Regions from separate parts of the Homo sapiens genome. Here region 2 is linked to region 1. Evidence: chromatin loops called from intact Hi-C (ENCODE). Cell type or tissue: ascending aorta. All regions are shown on one strand. Each heading gives the region's core, and the rest is flanking DNA. Links, peaks and the distances in the headings are about the cores only. Region 1 has its middle 12 kb from the start of NRAL. Region 2 has its middle 5.5 kb from the start of MIR4444-1.

Evidence for each region. A loop is a pair of places that touch in the nucleus more often than their neighbours do. Peaks named below come from ENCODE experiments on the same cell type or tissue, not always from the same donor. Only the 100,000 strongest peaks of a DNase experiment are listed, where the experiment ranks them.
Region 2: a loop joins it to region 1, with 10 times the contacts of the local background. A loop is called at or near these places in 1 of 110 quality-filtered maps.

What each region holds. Positions count from the first base shown.
Region 1 is chr2:176,492,916-176,498,302 of GRCh38, forward strand. No RefSeq gene overlaps it. Among named protein-coding and RNA genes, the nearest start is that of NRAL, 12 kb to the right of the region's middle. In ascending aorta, for the core only: no CTCF peak of the experiment used is centred there; a DNase peak (open chromatin) is centred at 2,156.
Region 2 is chr2:177,204,580-177,209,966 of GRCh38, forward strand. No RefSeq gene overlaps it. Among named protein-coding and RNA genes, the nearest start is that of MIR4444-1, 5.5 kb to the right of the region's middle. RefSeq lists an enhancer at 1-572. In ascending aorta, for the core only: no CTCF peak of the experiment used is centred there; no DNase peak of the experiment used is centred there.

The sequences.
Region 1 (5,387 bases), core at 216-5,215:
CAATAATAAGGTAGAAGTAGATGTGAAGAAGAGAGATAGAGGCTTGTCTTTGCTCACAGGCCTCCTCAGTGAATGTTCACAATCCAGAGGGCACTGTGTGTGTGTGTGTGTGTGTGTGTGTGTGTGTGTGTGTGTGTATACGAGCCACTTGTTTGTTGGTTGGCTTATTTTTGAGGTGAGAAAATACTATAAATTCTGGCCATATATTTACTGCCTTCTCTATTCGGTGCTGTGCCTGTCAAGTTTTCACTTCCTCTGAATTTTAACTCCCTGTCTCCCTCCCTATGCTATTCTCCCCTCCTGCAACACAAATGCCTTTTTAAATTTTTGCTAGTTTAATTAGTACATGCATTCATTTTGATTGATGAATTGATGTGGCTTATTTGTATGAAGACTCTCTTCCACTACCAGCGCTGTAATAGAAACGGCTTGCGTGGGGCGACACCTGCTCTGATGCTGCAGACATTCTGTTTGATGCGGAGAGGCCAGCCATTCGGCTGTGATTTTGTAGTCTCTGGGGAGATATTTTTTCATCACTGTTGGTGGAGTGGGAGGAGGCTGGTGGCGAATAAAGAGAGAGAGTGGTGTGAAACTGATGGCTGAGGAACAACATAGCTAAGGATTTAATGTTTATATCTTACTGGACTGATTTTGAAATAGTCATTGTTCACACCCTGGGCCCAGGAGGGAAGGAGACCTTGACATTCTGCCATCAGTAGTAAGGTATTGTGAATTAGTGCAGCCAGTTGAAACTTTCCAACACCTCTTGCCAAAGAATTAAGCTGAAATTAGTGCACAGTTGGTAACAATTTGATTTCTAGTTTCACTTTAATCAGTGAGGATTAATGGGTAAAATTTTTACTTCTAATCTCACTTTATCCTGACTAACAAAAGCTGTCACTTCCTTGAAAACTGCTAAATGAAGAGGGATTTATACGATCTTTCAGAGAATAAAAGCTAAAGTGCTAAGGCCCACTTTTCAGACCATAAAATTTTCAAATTGCCCTCATACCCTCTACATAATGCTTAGAGAGCTGACTGCTGCCTGATTCAGTAAGGTTTATTGCTGGAAAATGGTGGTGGAAAAACTTAAGAGCATTCCTAATGGCTTCAAAACTCCAGAAGAAATGCAACAATCTTCCTGGGGAAAATTAATTTTACAGAAGAAAAGAGGAAGTAGGATTCGAATTGCGAATACAGCATTGCCCATCTAGTACATATTTTAACTCCTTTTTCTTGTTTCCGTTGGCCACCTTAGCTAGCCCTTTGTATGACCCTTCCCTGACAATCAGTCCACAGCAACATTGTGAAACTGGTGGTCTGTCCCCACTCTACCAAGGTTTTCCCTGAATATCTTATGATCCATTTTTTATTAACTCTCACTCCCAAGAGGCCCTCACTCAAGATCTTTTTCCTTGGGGACAACCTCCTACTCCAGACTTTACTCTGTTTTCTTGTTCCACTTCCCACCAAAACCAATGTTGTTAGGAACCTTTATGCACTCATTTCTCACCTCCCTAATTTTAGTATCTTCAGGGTAGGAACACAGCACCTTGAGCTTGGAAGTCAAGGCTTGAGTAGGTATGATTGATGGAGATGTTGGGGAAGGCATTATTTGAACATCATGAGTTGTGAGACCGGGTGATCTTTCAAGTTCCTTCCATTTTCCAATTCTGTGAGTCCACAGCATCACCAGAAGGGAAACATGGCCTCCTCAACCCTTTCTCTAGTTTGATCAGAACCAAATATGAACCTTTACTCCAAGGCTTAATTATCTTCAGATAAATTTAATTCCCTAGCTACTGGGTTGCTCCCAAGATTATGCCGCAGAATGGACACCTCTTTTCATAATCAACTGGGAAATAGGAATGAATTCTCTAGTGCTCGGATGCAAGAACCATCAACCCTCACAATTCTTTGTTTTTCCCAGTCATATTCATTCTAAGTTTCCACTTAACAAAGCAGGTTCACTATCAGTTATTTAAGGGGTTCCTTCCCCCTCCAATGAATTATGTAAGAACCCTGGAATTTAGGTGGTGCCAAGAAAATTCGGAACACTGTGTTTCTAGCTCGTGGTGGCTTTAATCTTTGTAATAAGACTTCTGCTAAATGAAGTGCTGTTCAGCATTGGCACAGAGGGCTGTTTGGGTGAACCCATAGGGCACCCTGCCAGCCCTCAGAGTCATGATTCTTACCCTCATTTACCACACAGGCTGTCATTTGAGGAACTTGTCACAACCCTTTGTTTCCTATCTTGTTTTGGGAGGATACTTCTGTTCCCTTGGATTGGACCATGTCCAGTTCTCACCCTTAAGGCCTTTCCTTGTCTTAGTCAATTTAACTCCTCTGCTCTGTAATCCTTGGATTACAAAACAAGTTGTTTCTCCTTTCCAGGGACAAGAGGAGCTTCCCTATTGTTCTTAATTCTTAGGGCAGAGAAAAAGGCACAATCATATTAACTTGTAGCAGACGAGAAGGAATTGGGTAGATTAGTGAAATCCTTTATTCCTGCTGATTTTTTTTTCTTTTTAAGACGAGGTCTTGCTCTTTTATTCAGGCTGGAGTGCAGTGGTGTGAGCACAGCTCACTGCAGCCTCAAACTCCTGGGCTCAAGTGCTGCTCCTGCCTCAGCCTCCTGCAAAGCTGGAACTACAGGTAGGTGCCACCACACTCCACTTCCCTACTGAAATCTGTCAGTCATTTAGGGCTATGCCCACATCTACATATGTACCTTAGGTTTATTTAATAGAGGATTGTAACTGCTATTTGAAAGCTCTGTTAGAATGAACTTGTCTAGTGATACTATGTGTTGGCTGGGATTGCATGTGATTGTAGGTAGCAGGGGTTTATTTTCCTCATGTTACAAGAAGTCCCAGGGTAAGGAGCTTAGGGCTCGTGCCATTGCTCCGTGTGGTCACCGTAGTTCCCTTTCCATGCATGGTATGTCCTTTCATCTGTGTGATTGAAAATTGGCTGCTCCCAGGCAGGAAGAAGGAAGACAAGAGAAACCTTCTCTTTGTGAGGCGCTGTCTTTTTATTTAGGAACAGGAGTATTCTCCAGGGGCCTTGCTGGTATCTATGACCAGGACAGTGCTGTGTGGTCGCCCCTGGTGATATGGGAAGCTGGATAGGTATGTTGATTTTCCAGCCCTTCTAGTGGAAGCAGAGGAAATGGCAGAGGGGAAGCATTGGAGTGGGTACTGAGTTAGCCAATCTAAAGTATCTGTCAAAATGCATGAGGGGGTCTACATTATTTACAAACAGAAAAGAAAAACTATGAGTTGTGTCTGTGTTGTGTGACTGTGACTAAAGAGACAAATGGTTACCTAAAAATTACAGTTCACATTATCATTGGATGAAAAGTTAATGTATGGAGATTGACAGCAAGAGCTATGTCAGAGTCAAGGCAGAAAGAGTGTGGAGAGGCTTCCAGGGAAGAGGGCTATAGCCAGAACCATCCTTTGCAAAGACAGGAGAAAATGAAAACTCAAACCTGCGTTGAGACTTGTATATTGTCCGGAGTCTCACAATGGGGGTGGGGGTGTGTGTGTTCTGCTTCTGAGGCTGAACTGGGGAGGTGCCTGTGGGAGAAAGAAGGGTATTTCTTGATCACAGTGGCTTTTGACACTGTCTGCACACTGTACTAACATGGGAAACTGTTTTTTCTTTTCTTTTAATACTGGCTCCTAGGACCCATCCCCAGAGATTCTGATTTAATTGGCCTGGGGTATGGTCTGTGTATCAGGATATTTCAAAGATCCCCAGTTAAGATTCTAATGCATAGCTAGGGTTGAAGCCACTGCCTTAGATTATTCTGGAACAATCACAGTAACCCACCTTCTTTAGAATTATGCTCACTAAATCACACCTTGGCCTGATCTCATCGCAGACACCAGAGGATGAACCTGCCTGTAGGAGCTCCTGGTTGTATCTGCTGTCGGGATGCTGTTGGGCATCCTCTTTACGAGAAGCTATGGGGAAAATGCTTCCAGTTTCAGTTTCAGGAAGTGTGATTCTCCTGAACTTTTGGTTTGCTTTTGTCTTGTTGACATGCTGAGTCTTATAAATGATTGTTTCCCCTTTTATTGTGGCTGCTAGGAAGCTTGGGAGCAGCTCTACATTACCATATGGTCTACATTCCTCTCTCTTAATATCACTTAGAGTTTCTTATCCAAAATGTTTAGTTAGACTCCTTCAATTTTTAAGAATTATTTTTTGTTGTATATCTGTAAGCCATCTCCAATCCTTGGTAGAAAAGACAGAGGATTAAAATGAATCAAATAAATAAAAGAAATATCCAAAAAAATGCCTAAACTTCTCACCATCACCCAAGCAACACCCTTTCATCCTTTTATTTGCAACTTTGCTAAAGTTCTAATTTCTAAAATTTGATTTATTTTTTGCCCTTGAAATTTACTTTAATCTGGGCTCTTCTGTGTAAAAATGTTTTCAATGGGAACTTGAATGGTAGTATCTCCAAGAGTAATTTGTTTCTGGGTCTCTCTACCCTCAAGGGATGGCCTTAGTTCTTTATAAGGTTGCTTTGCTTTGGGAATACAAAGAAATTAAAATTTAGAGAACTAGACATTCAGCTTACTCTAATAGAGTCATTCAGCAGACAGTATAATAGGTGTTGTTAGAAAATGACTATATTTGTATTTTTGCCTTTTATAGTTTTTTTCTTGGGTTTATTGTTTCAAGAAGCTGTTTTTAATCAAAAGAAGTGGCTGCTGTAGCCATTCACTGTGAGACAAAGAACCAGAAAGCCGTCCTCATTTGATTTCATTTCATTTCACAGAGGCAGCACTCAAGCTCTGATTCTCACTGTTGCCCAGCGTCAGTTGTTTAGCAGACATGATTTAGATTGCTACAACCCGTTTGTAAGTCACTTATTTTGTACATTACTTACTAATGTCTGGCAAAGTGGTTCTAAGTTACCTATTGTCATAAAAGTTAAGAATTCTGACAGAGATCTTAGGAATCATAATGATACAATATTTATGAGGCAAACTACCAGGTAACATCTACTGATGGAAAAATAGCTAGCAAGCATTTTCAAAATAAGTCTGCTATTAGCCTTTTTTTTTTTTTTTTGAGACGGAGTCTCACTCTGTCACCCAGGCTGGAGTGCAGTGGCGCGATCTTGGATCACAGCAACCTCCGCCTCCCGGGTTCAAGCGATTCTCCTGCCTCAGCCTCCTGAGTAGCTGGGACTACAGACACGTGCTACCACGCCCGGCTATTTTTTTGTATTTTTAGTAGAGATGGGGTATCACTGTGTTAGCCAGGATGGTCTCAATCTCTTGACCTCGTGATCTACCCGCCTCTGCCTCCCAAAGTGCTAGGGTTACAGGTGTGAGCCACTGTGCCCAGTCAGCCATTGCTAA
Region 2 (5,387 bases), core at 148-5,147, 710 kb after region 1:
GGAGAGCTAAGATTCTGGGATTCATTTGTTAATGTGAACTCAGCAGGACACAAACGAACAAGGCACAGAACAGCTCAGTTTCTGTGTGTGGAGGGTCCCGTGGATCTGTTTTCTTGCTCACATCTCAGTCAGAAGTCTCATGTCACTACATACTAACATATTTTCCTCATTTAATATCCGATATTGCTACTGATGAGTATTTCCCTTTAATGAATTACATTTGGGTTACAGTTATCTTCACCATTCCTACACAGATAAGCAGGCCTTAATTTACAAATGAGCCAAACATTCATACAGTAATTTTGGTCTCTCACTGCCAATTAATTACAGAAAACAATGGAGCTTTTTTGTAAATCTGGGGCTTAAATGTGAAGGAAGAAAAGACTCCCAGGTCGAGATGTGCCTACGATGGCTGACTCCAAGGACAATCTTGCTGGCAGTGATAGCCTACCTATTTAGAGGCCACTCTGTCCCTTTCCTCATCCCCAAATCTCTTCCAAATGTTGCCTAAATTCCACCATATAGAGTTTGTTTTGATTAATAAAATTCATATGCACCTGACAGAGAACTCAAAAGGACATAGAGGCCAAATTTGGGGCAATTTAAATATCAAAAGGAATAATGACTGCAATTGATTATAAAACAGTGAATAAATAAAAACCCATGAATCTATAGTGATACTCAAAGAGAGAGAGAGAAAAAAGATAATTTGCCACCTTTGAAGGTGACTGTTATACTAACTTCTTATTCTGAAAATTGGTAATTAAAGTACCTACCCTGTCTTTTAAGGAGGAATTGTAGTTCATTCCCAGTTGGTGAAGAGACATTTTGTGTGTGTGTGTGTGTGTGTGTGTGTGTGTGTGTGTGTGTGTTTACAAATGCTAGCTAATAAATGTAGAAGAAATGATATAATTAGAAAAGTCATCATTCTGTCATCCCCAATGAAATAATAATTCAGTCAAGGGTGATCAAAAATGCTAACACATAATGGGAAAGGTTGTTTTGGGGTCCAATATTTGCATGGGACCAAAGTACCACCTCAGAGATGACCTTCTCATTACAAAGGAGGGTTTTACCACTTTGATGAAATTTAACATCACAAATAGCGGGACAATCTGATATTGTGTGCCGCGTAATGTGACACAACAATCTAAACTACACATCATCACCTCTGATATACTCTTGCTCAACCTGATTAATTTGAAGTTAATAAGAGTTTGGATTTAACCTTCCAATTTATAGGAAATGAAGGAGACAGAGAATCTAGTTAAATCGCACCTGCAGAAAACAATCAAATAAACCCAAAATGTAAAGCATCCTACAAATTCATTTGTCCTGATCTCTTCAAAAGGTCAATTTTATGGGGAAAAAAGTGGAGGTGTGACACCTTTCCTTACCCATTGTAAGGGTCATGGCCAACACTCTTATAACAGAAGACAAGTTAGTAAGAGAAAAGTGTAACTAATTAATTTAATCAAAGTTTTATGTGAAAGTCATTTGTAAAGCACCTACTAAAAAGATTTCAGCCTTTTCAGACTTCCAAATTGGGATTTGTCTGAAAGAGAACGTAAGTCCCTGTGAATGACTCCTTAATACTTTTTGTATCAAATTACCTCCTCAATCTCTAAATCATTCAACTGTGGTGTGTGTGTGTGTGTGTGTGTGTGTGTGTGTGTGTGTGTGTGTGTGTTGGGAGAAGGAAGTGATATATCTTGTCATCTTAACAAATACACTAATCAGGCCTAACCTCTTCTTTAGCTTCCTAGGAGGCATGTACAAATCCCCTGAGAGTTCTCACGCACTTACACCACCTCATACTTTTCCCAGGGAAAGTGGCCACTCGTAGGAGAACAATGGGTGCATTTCACAAAGTTTCTCAGGAAGTTCTATACCTCAGTGTGACAAAACCTTATGGAAACAAGAGGAGAGAGAAAACGAAAAAGGGAAGGATCCAGAAGGAAGCAGTGATGAACTAAAGGGAAAAACCAATGTCCTTAATAAAGACAAAAAAGGAAAACATCAAAAAGAAGCAACAGGGCCGGGTGTGGTGGCTCACACCTGTAATTCCTGCACTTTGGCAGGCTGAGGCAGGTGGATCACCTGAGGTCAGGAGTTTTGAGACTAGCCTGGCCAACATGATGAAATCTTGTCTCTACTAAAAATACAAAAAATTAGCTGGGCATGGTGGCGTGTGCCTGTAATCCCAGCTACTCAGGAGGCTGAGGCAGGAGAATCACTTGAACCTGGGAGGCGGAGGTTGCAGTGAGCCGAGATCGCGCCACTGCAATCCAGCCTGGGCAACGAGAGCAAAACTCCAACTCAAAAAATAACAAATAAAAATATATAAAAATTAGCCAGGTGTGGTGGTACATGCCTGTAATCCCAGCTACTTGGGATGCCAAGGCAGAAGAATCGCTTGAATCCAGTAGGCAGAGGTTGCAGTGAGCCAAGATCGTGCCACTGCACTCCAGCGTGGGCAACAGAGCAAGACTCTGTCTCAAAAAAAAAAAAAAAAAAAAAGGATGAACAGGCAGTAATGTTGATCCCTAGGTCAGGAAGGATTAACATTTAAGAATAGGGATATTAATTTGACAGATAATCATTTGTGACCTTGGAAAAACAATTTCGATAGCCTGTGGCAGAAACTAGGAACACTTAAGAAATGAGTGGCAGCCTGTGACAGAAACTAGATTAGGAACACTTTAGAAATGAGTGCTGACAAGAAAGTGGAAGTAAATACAAGATGGCAAGTGAATAAATTTCTGAAAAGAGACCAGGTACCTGCTCTAGACAGGGCACTGTACTGGGCACTGTGCAGACTTCACGGGCATATGACCTTTGCAGTTGCACAGAGTCCAGCACTTATAAGGGTCCTGGCTTGGCTTAATACTTTGATGTCATGTCTTGAAATTCTTAATAATTTTTGAACACGGCACCCTGCATTTTCATTTTGCACATGGCTCCACAAATTATGCAGTAGGTCTGTATTAGTTCGTTCTCATGCTGCCATGAATACCCAAGACTGGCAATTTATAAAGAAAAAGGTTTAATTGGCTCACAGTTCCACATGGCAGGGGAGGCCTCAGGAAACTTACAATCATGGCAGAAGGCACCTCTTCATAGGGCAGAAGGAGAGAGAATGAGTGCAAGCAGGGGAAATGCCAGATGCTTATAAAACCATCAGATCTCCCGAGACTCACTAATTATCATGAGAACAGCATGGGAGAAACCACCCCCATGATTCAATTACCTCAACCTGGTCCCATCCTTGACATGTGGGGATTACAGGGATTACAATTCAAGGTGAGATTTGGATGGAAACAAAGAGCCAAACCATATCAAGGTCCAACAGGGCACTGAAGGGGACCCAAAATATGTCATCCATGATTCATATATCTAATGTTGAATATTCCATAAATAAGTGAATTGCCTACTACAGAGCCAATCACTGTAGTGGTCTCTGGAAACATAAGAAACATAGTGAACAACACAAATGTATGATAGATTTTTAAAGAAAAGGTTGTTACCTTCAAGAATATTAAAATGTAAATACAGTGATTATATGACATTCTAATTCAGCACTTTACTTGCAGGGCCTATATAATTTTAGTCAATGTATTCAACTTTCCTACATCCCAGATTAGGGAGAATTTACCCTCCTAAGTTTATTAAGGGAATGAAATCAGGAACATAATGTACGTGGCCCATTACAAGGTATACAGTAGTATTCAATAATGTGAGTGACTATGATGAATTTCCAGCACCTAGCATTGCCTGGCACATAGTAAGAGTTTGGTAAATAACTTTGTTAAGTGGAAGAGAAAGGAAATTTCAAATCAATCTGGATAGTTAGACATACATTGGTAAAAATAAAACAAATATGTTTGTTTCATATATATAAGCATTGATTAGGCCAACAAGAAAATGTGAGAGGATATGTAATAAGTTGTTGATCATGGTCAAATCTATGTAATAGGATTTTGTGGGGAAAGACTTTTTGTGTGTGTTTTACTTTATAAACTCCTTATTTAAAAATCAAGATTTTAGAAAATAAAGCTTTGGTATATTCTGAATATAATGGCACATAACAAAGCTTATAGTTTATTACAATTCCTCCCTTTTAAGGGTTACCTTCTTCCCTCATGCCTGTAATCCCAGCACTTTGGGAGGCCGAGGCGGGTGGATCACAAGGTCAAGAGATGGAGACCATCCTGGCTGACGTGGTGAAACCCCGTCTCTACTAAAAATACAAAAAATTAGCCAGGTGTGGTGGTGAGCGCCTGTAGTCCCAGCTACTTGAGAGGCTAAGGCAGGAGAATCACTTGAACCCGGGAGGCGGAGGTTGCAGTGAGCCGAGATTGTGCCACTGCACTCCAGCCTGGTGACAGAGCGAGACTCTGTCTCAAAAACAAACAAAATGAGTTACCTTCTTCCAGCCAGGCACAGTGGCTCACGCCTATAATCCCAGCACCTTGGGAGGCCAAGGCGGGCGGATCTCTTAAGATCAGGAATTCCAGACTAACCCAGCCAACATGGTGAAACCCTGTCTCCACTAAAAATACAAAAATTAGCCAGGCGTGGTGATGCACGCCTGTAGTCCTTACTACTTGAGAGGCTAAGGCAGGAGAATAGCTTGAACTCAGGAGGCAGGGGTTGCAGTGAGCAGAGATCACGCCACTGCACTCCAGCGTGGGCGACAGAGCAAGAGACTCTGTCTCAAAACAAAAACAAAAACAAAATTAGCCGGGCATGGTAGCATGGGCCTGTAATCCCAGCTACTTGGGTGGCTGAGGCATGAGAATTGTTTGAACCCAGGAGTGGTAGGTTGCAGTGAGCCGAGATCATGCCACTGCACTCTAGCCCGGGTGACAGAGTGAGACTCTGTCTCAAGAAAAAAAAAGTCTAGATCAGAAACTGCATAAAGCCACTTCAACCATAAAACCTAATATCAAAATGTATTCACAGGAACAAGTTCAAGTTGATCACTAAAAAACACGGAAAATTTTAATTTGAAAGTTTTATGCAAATTCAATATTTAATATCATTCCTAATACTTTGTATTTTATCAAAATCAGATGCTTAAAACATTACCACCACTTAGATGCCTCCAAATATCTTCTAGTTTACCCTACTATGCTGTACAAAAATGATTATTTTCTGTATGTCATGATATAAAGGAGAGGGCCTGATATAGATTATAAAGTTTGTCTGCCACCCATCTCACCCTAGGACCCTCATTCCCTCCTCCCATCCCATACACTCCCTTTCTCATATCAAAGAGTCAGGGCTGCAAGTGCAGACCATAGCCAAGGTTCAAGTCTGTGCCCTACAGGGTCAAGGACTGGAAAAGTGGTTTTTGTACCTGAGACATAACTGGACCTTAAGTT